Linked DNA regions of Homo sapiens: region 2 is linked to region 1. Evidence: chromatin loops called from intact Hi-C (ENCODE). Cell type or tissue: Calu3. All regions are shown on one strand. Links, peaks and the distances in the headings refer to the core of each region. The heading gives the core; the rest is flanking DNA. Region 1 overlaps LINC02112 (long intergenic non-protein coding RNA 2112). Region 2 has its middle 110 kb from the start of LINC02112.

Region 1 (5,382 bases), core at 251-5,250:
GACCACAAAACACAGAGAACTGGGACTTCACGAATCTTACAGAACTGGTTGGATTATCTCTCGTGTCTTTTGCTAATAGTATTTGTTTAGTAAATGTCCATATGGGTAGCAGAATTTGGTTTGGGACTGGCTTTCTTTAAACTGGCATTTGAGGTTACAGGAGAATGGCTAAACCTCAGCCACCTTTCATTTTTTGGAGGCTACATTTTATACCAAAAAGAACCTAATTGGTTTAGGTCAGTTTAGAAAACGTATCCATCATTATTCTCCAGACGGGCTGAAGCTCTGCGAGCCTTGTCTCTGTTACTTGTCCTCCCTTCTCTAACCGCCGACCCAAACCGCCGACCCAAATTCTAGACCTCCCTCAGGGTTCAGCCACTTGAAGATCATTTCCACTTGAAGAACACTTTCTATGGAAAGTATTCCTCACCTAATGGCTTTACTTTGTGCCCCAAAAACAAGGGCTAAAGAAATCACGCTAGACTTTATCCACTTTGCCATGCCTGTTTGGCAATGTTGTTTAGGTCTTAACACTTCATGCCTATATTCTAAGTCCTTGCAAGGCAAGGACCTCATTTGCCACACTAGTTAATTATTTTGTATCTCCCCAAGCAATAAATCCAATCCCATGAACACAGCAGGACTTGCTAAATGCACCCACTGCTTCTGCATCTACTGTGTGCATGACAACTTTGGGGCTAAGAAGGGAGACAACAATTTGGCTCCGATCCCCAAGAAGTCATCCAGGAGAAGAGAATGAATGTCGATGGTTCAGAGAGGCAAGTCTCTTAGCCTCTGCACTCAAGCATTTTACCATGAAAACATCTGTGTTATGTAATTTCTAGGGCACCAGGAAAAATGGCTACTTACCCAGAAGACTAAGGATGATCTTAACTTTTCCTCCAGCTAATTATTTAAAGGGATGTAACATGAGGTTTTCTTAAAACAAAACAAAACAAAATAACAGCTAGATATGGCTGGGCACGGTGGCTCATGCCTATAATCCCAGCACTTTGGGAGGCCAAGGTGGGTAGATCACAAGGTCAGGAGTTCCAGACCAGCCTGGCCAATATGGTGAAACCCCGTCTCTACTAAAAATACAAAAATTAGCTGGGCGTGGTGGCGCATGCCTGTAATCCCAGCTACTCGGGAGTCTGAGGCAGGAGAATCACTTGAACCCAGGAGGCAGAGGTTGCAGTGAGCCGAGATCACGCCGCTGCACTCCAGTCTGGGTGACAGAGCAAGACTCCATCTCAAAAAACAAAAAAACAAAAAACAAACAAAAACACCTAGATTTGCAACTGGTGTGTTCAAGTTAACAATCCACTACTGTGTGTGTAAGTTTAGGCTAACCGCACGTCTATACCCAGAACTTAGGCACTGGCTGTTTTTGACTTCAATAACTTTCCTGAAATGACAAAGTAGGCATGTATTATATCTTTGCCTAAAGACAACTTTTATGAGATCATACATTCCCATTCTTGGGAGGGTTCTTTCTTTTTTCTTTTTGCTGAATTAACATTTGAAAGAAGAAGTCATTTGGTTTTATTAAGCATGATTCTTCTACTTTGGTAGACTAAGCAGTTCAAAATGTACTAGGAAGATGATGAAAGCAACCAAACAATTTATCTGAAGAGAAAGATAAAATTACTAAGAGCCTGCAGATTAAAGAACACATTTTCTGTTTTAGATTGATATATAAACACAACACTTAAAGAGGAAACATGAGCCAAGGACGCATCTTCAATACAGTCCCTCAAATTTTAACTTTAATTAATCCTCCGAATTTCATAACAATGTATTTTCTAATGACACGGGGACTCACTTCGGAATTCTAAGTAAGACTGTTACTGTTCCCAACGCATCCTTGTGTTCCTAATGACTAAGCTTTAAACTATTAATACATATCTTAGGTTAATTAAGTGGGCTAATTTTCCTTGCCTAATAATTGTTCACGATAATCTAACACTGTTTAAGCTCCAAAATAACCATCTTTGAAAAATATACATCCTTAAGTGTGTCTCCTCCTATTATCAGTGGGGAAAATGTGACAGTAAATTACTGAGTAGGAAGTACAGAATTCCCAAATACAAAGGGGCCCAGATTTTAAAGTACTTCCAATTTTATGGCACAATAATCTAATCTTATCCTCACAAAGCCTCCTCATCTCCTGGCTCCAAGATCAGAGGAAATTCTTTAAGAGAGAGGGACGAGGTAGAAGCCGTGTGTACGTGGTTTTGAGACCTTCCCTAAGCTAGGCCTATTCCTGCTGGCCTCTAGTTATGAGAAAGAACACTGAGGCCTCTCGCACATGGCTTTGCCACCACCAGATGGCACATCACCATGAAAGCAGGTTACAGACAGAATTCTGCCACAGAAATCAATGTTTCTTGGCAAGCAGTCATGAAACAATCTGTTCCTAGAAACTCTGCAAGGTCCCAGGTCTTGGCCACTTAGAAACTCCTCAAGTCCCTTGCATGATCAGGACACAGAATTCCCAATTAAGAGGCAGGAAGCAAAACAACAGAGAGCCCTAGATGAAGGGCAATACTCTAAAGGAGAACATGTAGCAGCTGGGCCCTCCAGATTCCTGCACCCCTGTCCACAGACAGGCAGAGGGGCCTGGACAGGGATTAACCAACCCACAATATTCCAACGATCATGCGCACCACCCATTTCTTTCAATAAAACTTATCTGCAATAATCCTCATGCTAATTAACAATTATCTAGTGCAGACATTTACAGATGGAGGTCGTTGAAGACGGGAAGTGGACATGGAACTGCGAATTCTTGTTGGCTATCTTTAAAATGCTAACCGTGCCTACCATTGGAATGTGTATTTCTCTTTTGGACACTATAAATGCCAACTAACCACCCTTAGGACATAGAGTGAAACTAGCCCACACATATAAATATTTTACACCATCTATACTAAAATATTTTAGAGGAAAATTATAGACAGACAACAGTATGAGCTTAAGGATGGAGTCGGCACTCAGGATGTATGACCACCAGAGGAGTTCAGAGGGACAGGAGTGACTACTGTCTTCATTTCTCCATTCCACTCTCTCTTATACAGCCCAAGTTTTCTGAAATAGTATACCAAGGGGAACTTCTTTCCCTCTCAATTTGAACACAAGACAGCAAAATAGCTAAAGGTGGCCGAGTGTGGTAGCTCATACCTATAATCCCAGCACTTTGGGAAGCTGAGGTGGGCAGATCACCTGAGGTCAGGAGTTCAAGACCAGCCTAACCAATATGGTGAAACCCCATCTCTACTAAAAATACAAAAATTAGCTGGGTGTGGTGGCAGGTGCCTGTAATCCCAGCTACTCGGGAGGCTGAGGCAGAAGAATTGCTTGAACCCGGGAGGTGGAGGTTGCAGTAAGCCCAGATCGCGCCACTGCACTCCAGCCTGGGCAACAGAGCAAGACTCTGTCTAAAAAAAAAAAAAAAATAGCTAAAGGTGAAAATTTCAAATAAGCAGCCTCTCACAAGAAGACAAAAACTAGACTCTATGTAAATAGATATGAAAACAGTGCCCTCTTTAAAGTGCTTTTTTTCTCCCTGCTTAATGGTCTAGAAAAGACACATAATTGCCTTATAATCTTACAGAACCTCTATTTGAGCAACAAAGTTGAGATGTCCCAATGGAGTCCAGTTGGTGATTACATCATTAGAAGGTGGTTCCCAGCCTGTGGTCCGGTCCCCAAATGAATCAATCGATTTGGTTGTTCCCAGTTTTTTTCTATTACAAATAAAGCTGAATCATACAATATTTGGAGTGAAGATAAGTCTCCATTTCTCTAAGATAAATGCCCAAAAGTGCATTCGCTTGGTCATATGGTAAGGAAATGTTTAGTTTCATAAGGGCAGTCATGCAAGACAGAAGTAGGCAGAATTCAGAGAGGCAGAATTGTATACTGGGTACAGATATGTTCTCTCTCTGAAACTAAATGTCTTAGTTTTATACACAAGCTTCACAACTTACCACCCATCAGATCCTCATTGATCAAATGGAGATTATAATGATAATGAGGCCATTTCAACAGCATCATGGTGATGATTTGATTAGTTAATTCATGACATGTTCTTAGAACCACCTCTGACAAACACTATCCTTTCCACAGATGTTAGCTACTAAAATTTGCATGATTTCAGCCACCAGTAAGATTTAATATTTTACCCTATATTCATTAACTTACTGAATTTCTTCTCTTATGGATTAAATGTTCATGCTTGAAAATACAAGAAAAGATTTCATTTTGTTTCAGTATCAAATGCAGCACTGCATTCAAGAAAGCTTAAACACAGAAACATCCCGCCAGTGGGGCAGAGTACAGTCGATTTACACAAGCCAGAGTTATATGTTTCATTATGTATAGGATATCACTCTATAGTCTAAGATACACTTGCTCAAATGGTTTTTTTTTTTTTTTTTTTTTAGACGGAGTCTGGCTCTGTCGCCCAGGCTGGAGTGCAGTGGCGTGATCTCGGCTCACTGCAAGCTCCGCGTCCCGGGTTCATGCCATTCTCCTGCCTCAGCCTCCCGAGCAGCTGGGACTACAGGCACCTGCCACCATGCCCGGCTAATTTTTTTTTGTATTTTTAGTAGAGACGGGGTTTCACCGTGTTAGGCAGGATGGTCTCGATCTCCTGACCTCGTGATCCGCCCGCCTCGGCCTCCTGCTCAAACGGATTTAATTTGCGTGGGGAAGAATAATGCTGGTTGCATTCAGCCGCAACAGAGCAGTTGATCAGGAACAGACCCTGTCTGAGAAGCGTGTCTCTGTTTGCACTAGTCGTCCTCGGAGGACACAATACCTTGGCTCAGATTCGCAGCTGCTTTGCTTTGTACCCTTCACTCACTCAGTAAATAGGTACTAGTGCCTCCCATTAGGGCCCTGGGTTGGACCCTGAGAAGACCACAGAGAAGGGTAGGCATCTCTCCAGGAGCTTTGATCCTGAACTTGACTTAAACACCAGAACAAATGGCTGTGAAAGGTGGCAAACAGCTCAATACAAATGAATGTCACAGTCTAGAGATGATGTAGCAGCAGAAAAAAGGAATTGCTAGAGATTGTAGGGGACAAAGTAAAGATGAAATAAGACTTCTTACAGAAAGCGACTCTGGTGAGACTAAGCTACCAGAGAACCTGTTTGGGCTGAGAGAAAACCATCAGCCTAGAAAAGAGGGCATGGCCAAAAGTTTAGGTATGCACAGGGGCGTTCATTCTTCTGGAAAACAATGTGGCCAGAGGGGACAGTAGAAGCCAGGAAACAATAAGAAAAAAATATTGAAAGAATTGTAGTCTGAATGTAGAAGCTCTAGAATACTGACTGAGTTTACACTTTGCTCTGGGTATAATAGGGGCCTTTGA
Region 2 (5,382 bases), core at 94-5,093, 120 kb after region 1:
ATTATTTACCCAGTAGTCATTCAGGAGCAGGTTGTTCTGTTTGCATGTACTTGAACGGTTTTGAGTGAGTTTCTTAATCCTGCGTTCTAATTTGATTGCACTGTGGTCTGAGAGACAGTTTGTTGTGATTTCTGTTCTTTTGCATTTGCTGAGGAGTGCTTTACTTCTAACTATGTGGTCAATTTTAGAATAAGTGCGATGTGGTGCTGAGATGAATGTATATTCTGTTGATTTGGGATGGAGAGTTCTGTAGATGTTTATTAGGTCTGCTTGGTACAGAGCTGAGTTCAAGTCCTGGATATCCTTGTTAACCTTCTGTCTTGTTGATCTGTCTAATATTGACAGTGGGGTGTTAAAGTCTCCCATTATTATTGTGTGGGAGTCTAAGTCTCTTTGTAGGTCTCTAAGGACTTGCTTTATGAATCTGGGTGCTCCTGTATTGGATACATATATATTTAGGATAGTTCACTCTTCTTGTTGAATTGATCCCTTTACCATAATGTAATGGCCTCCTTTGTCTCTTTTGATCTTTGTTGGTTTAAAGTCTGTTTTATCAGAGACTAGGATTGCAACCCCTGCTTTATTTGCTTTCCATTTGCTTGGTTGATCTTCCTCATTCCCTTTATTTTGAGCCTATGTGTGTCTTTGCACATGAGATGGGTCTCCGGAATACAGCACTCTGATGGGTCTTGACTCTTTATCCAATTTGCCAGTATATGTCTTTTAATTGGGGGCATTTAGCCCATTTACATTTAAGGTTAATATTGTTATGTGTGAATTTGATCTTGTCATTATGATGTTAGCTGGTTATTTTGCCCATTAATTGATCCAGTTTCTTCATAGTGTCAATGGTCTTCACAATTTGGTATGTTTTTGCAGTGTCTGGTACTGGTTGTTCATTTCCACGTTTAGTGCTTCCTTCAGGAGCTCTTGTAAGGCAGGTCTGGTGCTGACAAAATCTCTCAGTATTTGCTTGTCTGTAAAGGATTTTATTTCTCCTTCACTATGAAGCTTAGTTTGGCTGGATATGAAATTCTGGGTTGAAAATTCTTTCTTTCAGAATGTTGAATATTGGCCCCCACTCTCTTCTGGCTTGTAGAGTTTCTTCAGAGAGATCTGCTGTTAGTCTGATGGGCTTCCCTTTGTGGGTAACCCGACCTTTCTCTCTGGCTGCCCTTAACATTTTTTCCTTCATTTCAACCTTGGTGAATCTGACAATTGTGTGCCTTCAGGTTGCTCTACTCAAGAAATATCTTTCTGGTGTTCTCTGTATTTCCTAAACTTGAATGTTGGCTTGTCTTGCTAGGTTGGGGAATTTCTCCTGGATAATACCCTGAAGAGTGTTTTCTAATTTGGATCCATTCTCCCCATCACTTTCAGGAAGACCAATCAAACATAGATTTGGTCTTTTCATATAGTCCCATATTTCTTGGAGGCTTTGTTCATTTCTTTTCACTCCTTTTTCTCTAATCTTGTCTTGTCACTTTATTTCATTAATTTGATCTTCAATTACTGATATCCTTTCTTCTACTTGATCGAGTCAGCTACTGAAGCTTGTGCATGCGTCACGAAGTTCTTGTGCTGTGGTTTTCAGCTCCAGCAGGTCATTTAAGGTCTTCTCCACATTGTTTATTCTAGTTAGCCATTTGTCTAACCTTTTTTCAAGGTTTTTAACTTCCTTGCTATAGGTTGGAACATGCTCCTTTAGCTTGGAGAAGTTTGTTATTACCAACCTTCTGAAGCCTACTTCTGTCAACTCATCAATCTCATTCTCTATCCAGTTTTGTTCCTTTGCTGACCAGTAGCTGTGATCCTTTGGAGGAGAAGAGGCACTCTGGTTTTTGGAATTTTCAGCTTTTCTGCTCTGGTTTCTCCCCATCTTTGTGGTTTCATCTACCTTTGGTCTTTGATGATGGTGACCTACAGATGGGGTTTTGGTGTAGATGTGCTTTTTGTTGATGCTGATGCTATTCCTTTCTGTTTGTTAGTTTTCCTTCTAACAGTCGGGCCCCTCAGCTGCAGGTCTGTTGGAGTTAGCTGGAGGTCCACTCCAGACCCTGTTTGCCTGGGTGTCACCAGCAGAGGATGCAGAACAGCAAATATTTCTGCCTGGTCCTTCCTCTGGAAGCTTCATCCCAGAGGGGCACCTGCCTGTGTGAGGTGTCTGTCAGCCTCTACTGGGAGGTGTCTCCCAGTCAGGCTACATGGGGGTCAGGGATCTACTTGAGGAGGCAGTCTGTCCATTCTCAGAGCTCAAATCCCATGCTGGGAGAACCACTGCTCTCTTCAGAGCTGTCAGACAGGGACGTTTAGGTCTGCCGAAGCTGTCTGCTGCCTTTTGTTCTGATATGCCCTGCCCACAGAGATGGAGTCTACAGCAAGGCAGTAGGTCTTGCTGAGCTGTGGTGGGCTCCACCCAGTTTGAGCTTCCTGGCCTCTTTGTTTACACTGTGAGCACAAAACCGCCTACTCAAGCCTCAGCAATGGTGGATGCCCCTCCCCCCGCCAAGCAGCAGCATTGCAGGTTGATGTCATACTGCTGCGCTAGCAGTGAGCAAGGCACCGTGGGGCTGGGACCCACCGAGCCAGGCACAGGAGGGAATTTCCTGGTCTGCCGGTTGTGAAGACTGTGGGAAAAGCATAGTATTTGGACAGGAGTGTACCATTCCTCCAGGTACAGACTGTCACAGCTTCCCTTGGCTAGGAAAGGGTAATACCCTGACCCCTTGCACTTCCTGGGTGAGGTGACACACTGCCCTGCTTCAGCTCGCCCTCCATGGGCTGCACCCACTGTCCAACCAGTCCCAATGAGATGAACCAGGTACCTCAGTTGGAAATGCAGAAATCACCCTTCTTCTGTGTTGATCTCGCTGGGAACTGCAGACCAGAGCTGTTGCTATATGGCCATCTTGGAACTCTGAAATGGACCTCTTTCTTACACCACATACAAAAATAAACTCAAGATGGATTAAAGACTTAAATGTAAAACCTAAAACTATAAAAACCCAGGAAGATAACCTAGGAAATACCATTCTGAATATAGGACTTGGCAAAGATTTCATGACAAAGATGCTGAAAGAAATTATAACAAAAACAAAAATTGATGAATGGGTTCTAATTAACCTAAAGAGATTCTTCACTGCAAAAGAAACTATGAATTGAGTAAAGAAACAACCTATAGAATGGGAGAAAATGTTTGCAAACTATGCAAACAGGTGATGGCATCTTAGACTCAACAAAATACACAAGCATGTGTAAATCCATTTTAATCCACAACCTGGGAGTAGGGAGTTAATATTGTACATGCCTCAATCAAGAATCTACCCTCTTGGAGCAATTCCTTAGTATTTGAAAGATCCTTTCAGAAGTCGACAACCTAGAACTATTCAACCAAGAGCTATTCAACTATTACACTCTGAATCAGAGAGTTTGTTTTGCTAGAAATAATTTTTTGTTAGTAAAATGAATGGTTTCAAGGTATCTGAATTGGCTAGAAATATTTTCCAGGCACCTGTGCTCAGGCATGGCCAGGGCACAAAAGTCTCACTAGCAGTCTAACACCAGGCCTATGATGACATTAAGTCTTTGGATTCCACAGAATTGCTAAGAATTCTGCTGCGTGCTTTAACTTTCAAAGAGGCTACGGACAGAGAGTGGAAACTTCGCTGGGCTCCCAAGACAGGTTTTCTGCTTCCTTATTAAACAAAGCTTTTTGGCAATGAGGTGGGCAGAATTCATTCTAAGACTTGCTTTCTTTGTCAACACTTGGTAATAAGGTGATGGAGGATGAGAAGGAAAGCCCTCACCTACCTCTGCTCTTGGGAGGCAATCTATATCTCCCAAAATCACTGGACAAGTGTGAAGGCCAAACTGACCCATCTGCAGCTGGAAGCCTGCCCAGTTCCTGACCTCCGGTCACCACCGTCACCAAAGTCACTTCTATTAGCCACCCAGGGTACAACTGATTCAAGAACTGTAACTCAAGTCATGAACCTCTGCAATCATGAAAACCTCTCTTCTTCGCACAAATATATGAATAAAATGACATTGGCACAAGTTCAGCTTGTAGAAATTCATTTAATGTTGCCTCAGGTAATTAGTTTATTTGGTCTGTCAAAGTGACCCAAAGCTTATCCATTTGGAGTCTCTGTTATGAACAGACATATAGTAGTTGCTAAGCAACATCATGCATTGTTGTTTCCTCATCCAATTTAAAATTTTCAATTCACAGTAAAGGTCTTCAGAGAAAAGTTATTGTGCAGGGTGGGCCAAATACCATTTTTCACTGTAGCCCATTCAATTTAGAAAAGAAATTACAGCGTACCATTTAATCAACATAAAATGATTTGTACAGAACATTTAACATCTTCTTGAAATGCAGCTGTCTTCTTTTACTAATCAGATCTACTTAATTTATTTTAAACTTTCCCAAGGAGATTTTTTCTCCTTCAATCCTTGACCCTTCCTCCATTCCCTCAACTTTCAAGCCAATTTGCAGATACCCGTTAGCATGGGAACTGGGAGACGTGGGAAGGAAGATTTGGAAATATAAGATATACTCTTCTTATCTTGTAGTTTAGTCATGGGAAAGGAGTCTCAAGTAGTTGAGTCATTCTAATGAGTCACTTACATGAAATTCCAACTTTATTATAAAGAAGACTTATTTAACATAGTAGTTTCTGGCCAGGCATGATGGCTCCTGCCTGTAATCTTAGCACTTTGGGAGGTCAACTGGAGGATTGCTTGAACCCGGGAGTTCAAGACCAGCCTGGGCAACATAGGGAGACCCTGTCTCTACAAATATATTTTTTTAATTAGCTGGGCATGGTGGCAGGCTCTAGTGGTCCCAGCTACTTGGGAGGCTGAGGTGGGAGGATTGCCTTAGTCCAGGAGATCGAAGCTGCAGTGACCTATGATTGCACCACGGCACTCCAGCTTGGGTGACAGAGTGAGATTCCATCTCAAAAAAACAAACAAACAAACAAAAATAGTAGTTTTCTGATATGAATGCTGCAAAATTAATCAATTGTTTGCTCTAATAATACCTGGTATTACCTTCAAGTATCTTGAAAAAGTGTCTCTGAGGTTCCCTCCCAAAGGATAGAATGTCACATTTTTTCATTTCGCCAGTAATATTTCTTGGCATTAAGATTAACTTTTTGGCAAAACTCCTTGGCAAGGAAATACGTTTTCACAAAATACACAAAGCCATTTCTGCATAGTGACCCTCTCATTGCATGTTGAGTGTATTGAAACATCAAGTGAATCAAAATGGATTAAAATACACTCTTGATTATCACAATTTCTTGGAATGTGGAACAATCTAGAATTGAAACCTTGCAAATTTAGGCTAATGGAAGAAAAGAACTATGAACATGAATA

The links. Peaks named below come from ENCODE experiments on the same cell type or tissue, not always from the same donor. Only the 100,000 strongest peaks of a DNase experiment are listed, where the experiment ranks them.
Region 2: it touches region 1 in a loop (5-fold over the local background); 1 of 110 quality-filtered maps calls a loop at or near these places.

The regions. Positions count from the first base shown.
Region 1 is chr5:9,896,194-9,901,575 of GRCh38, forward strand. The region is part of intron 2 of LINC02112 (long intergenic non-protein coding RNA 2112); the gene reads right to left. It also overlaps a transcript of TAS2R1 not described here. Among named protein-coding and RNA genes, the nearest start is that of LINC02112, 4.9 kb to the right of the region's middle. In Calu3, for the core only: CTCF peaks have their summits at 2,341 (motif pointing right) and 2,547; a DNase peak (open chromatin) is centred at 2,328.
Region 2 is chr5:10,014,265-10,019,646 of GRCh38, forward strand. No RefSeq gene overlaps it. Among named protein-coding and RNA genes, the nearest start is that of LINC02112, 110 kb to the left of the region's middle. In Calu3, for the core only: no CTCF peak of the experiment used is centred there; a DNase peak (open chromatin) is centred at 2,497.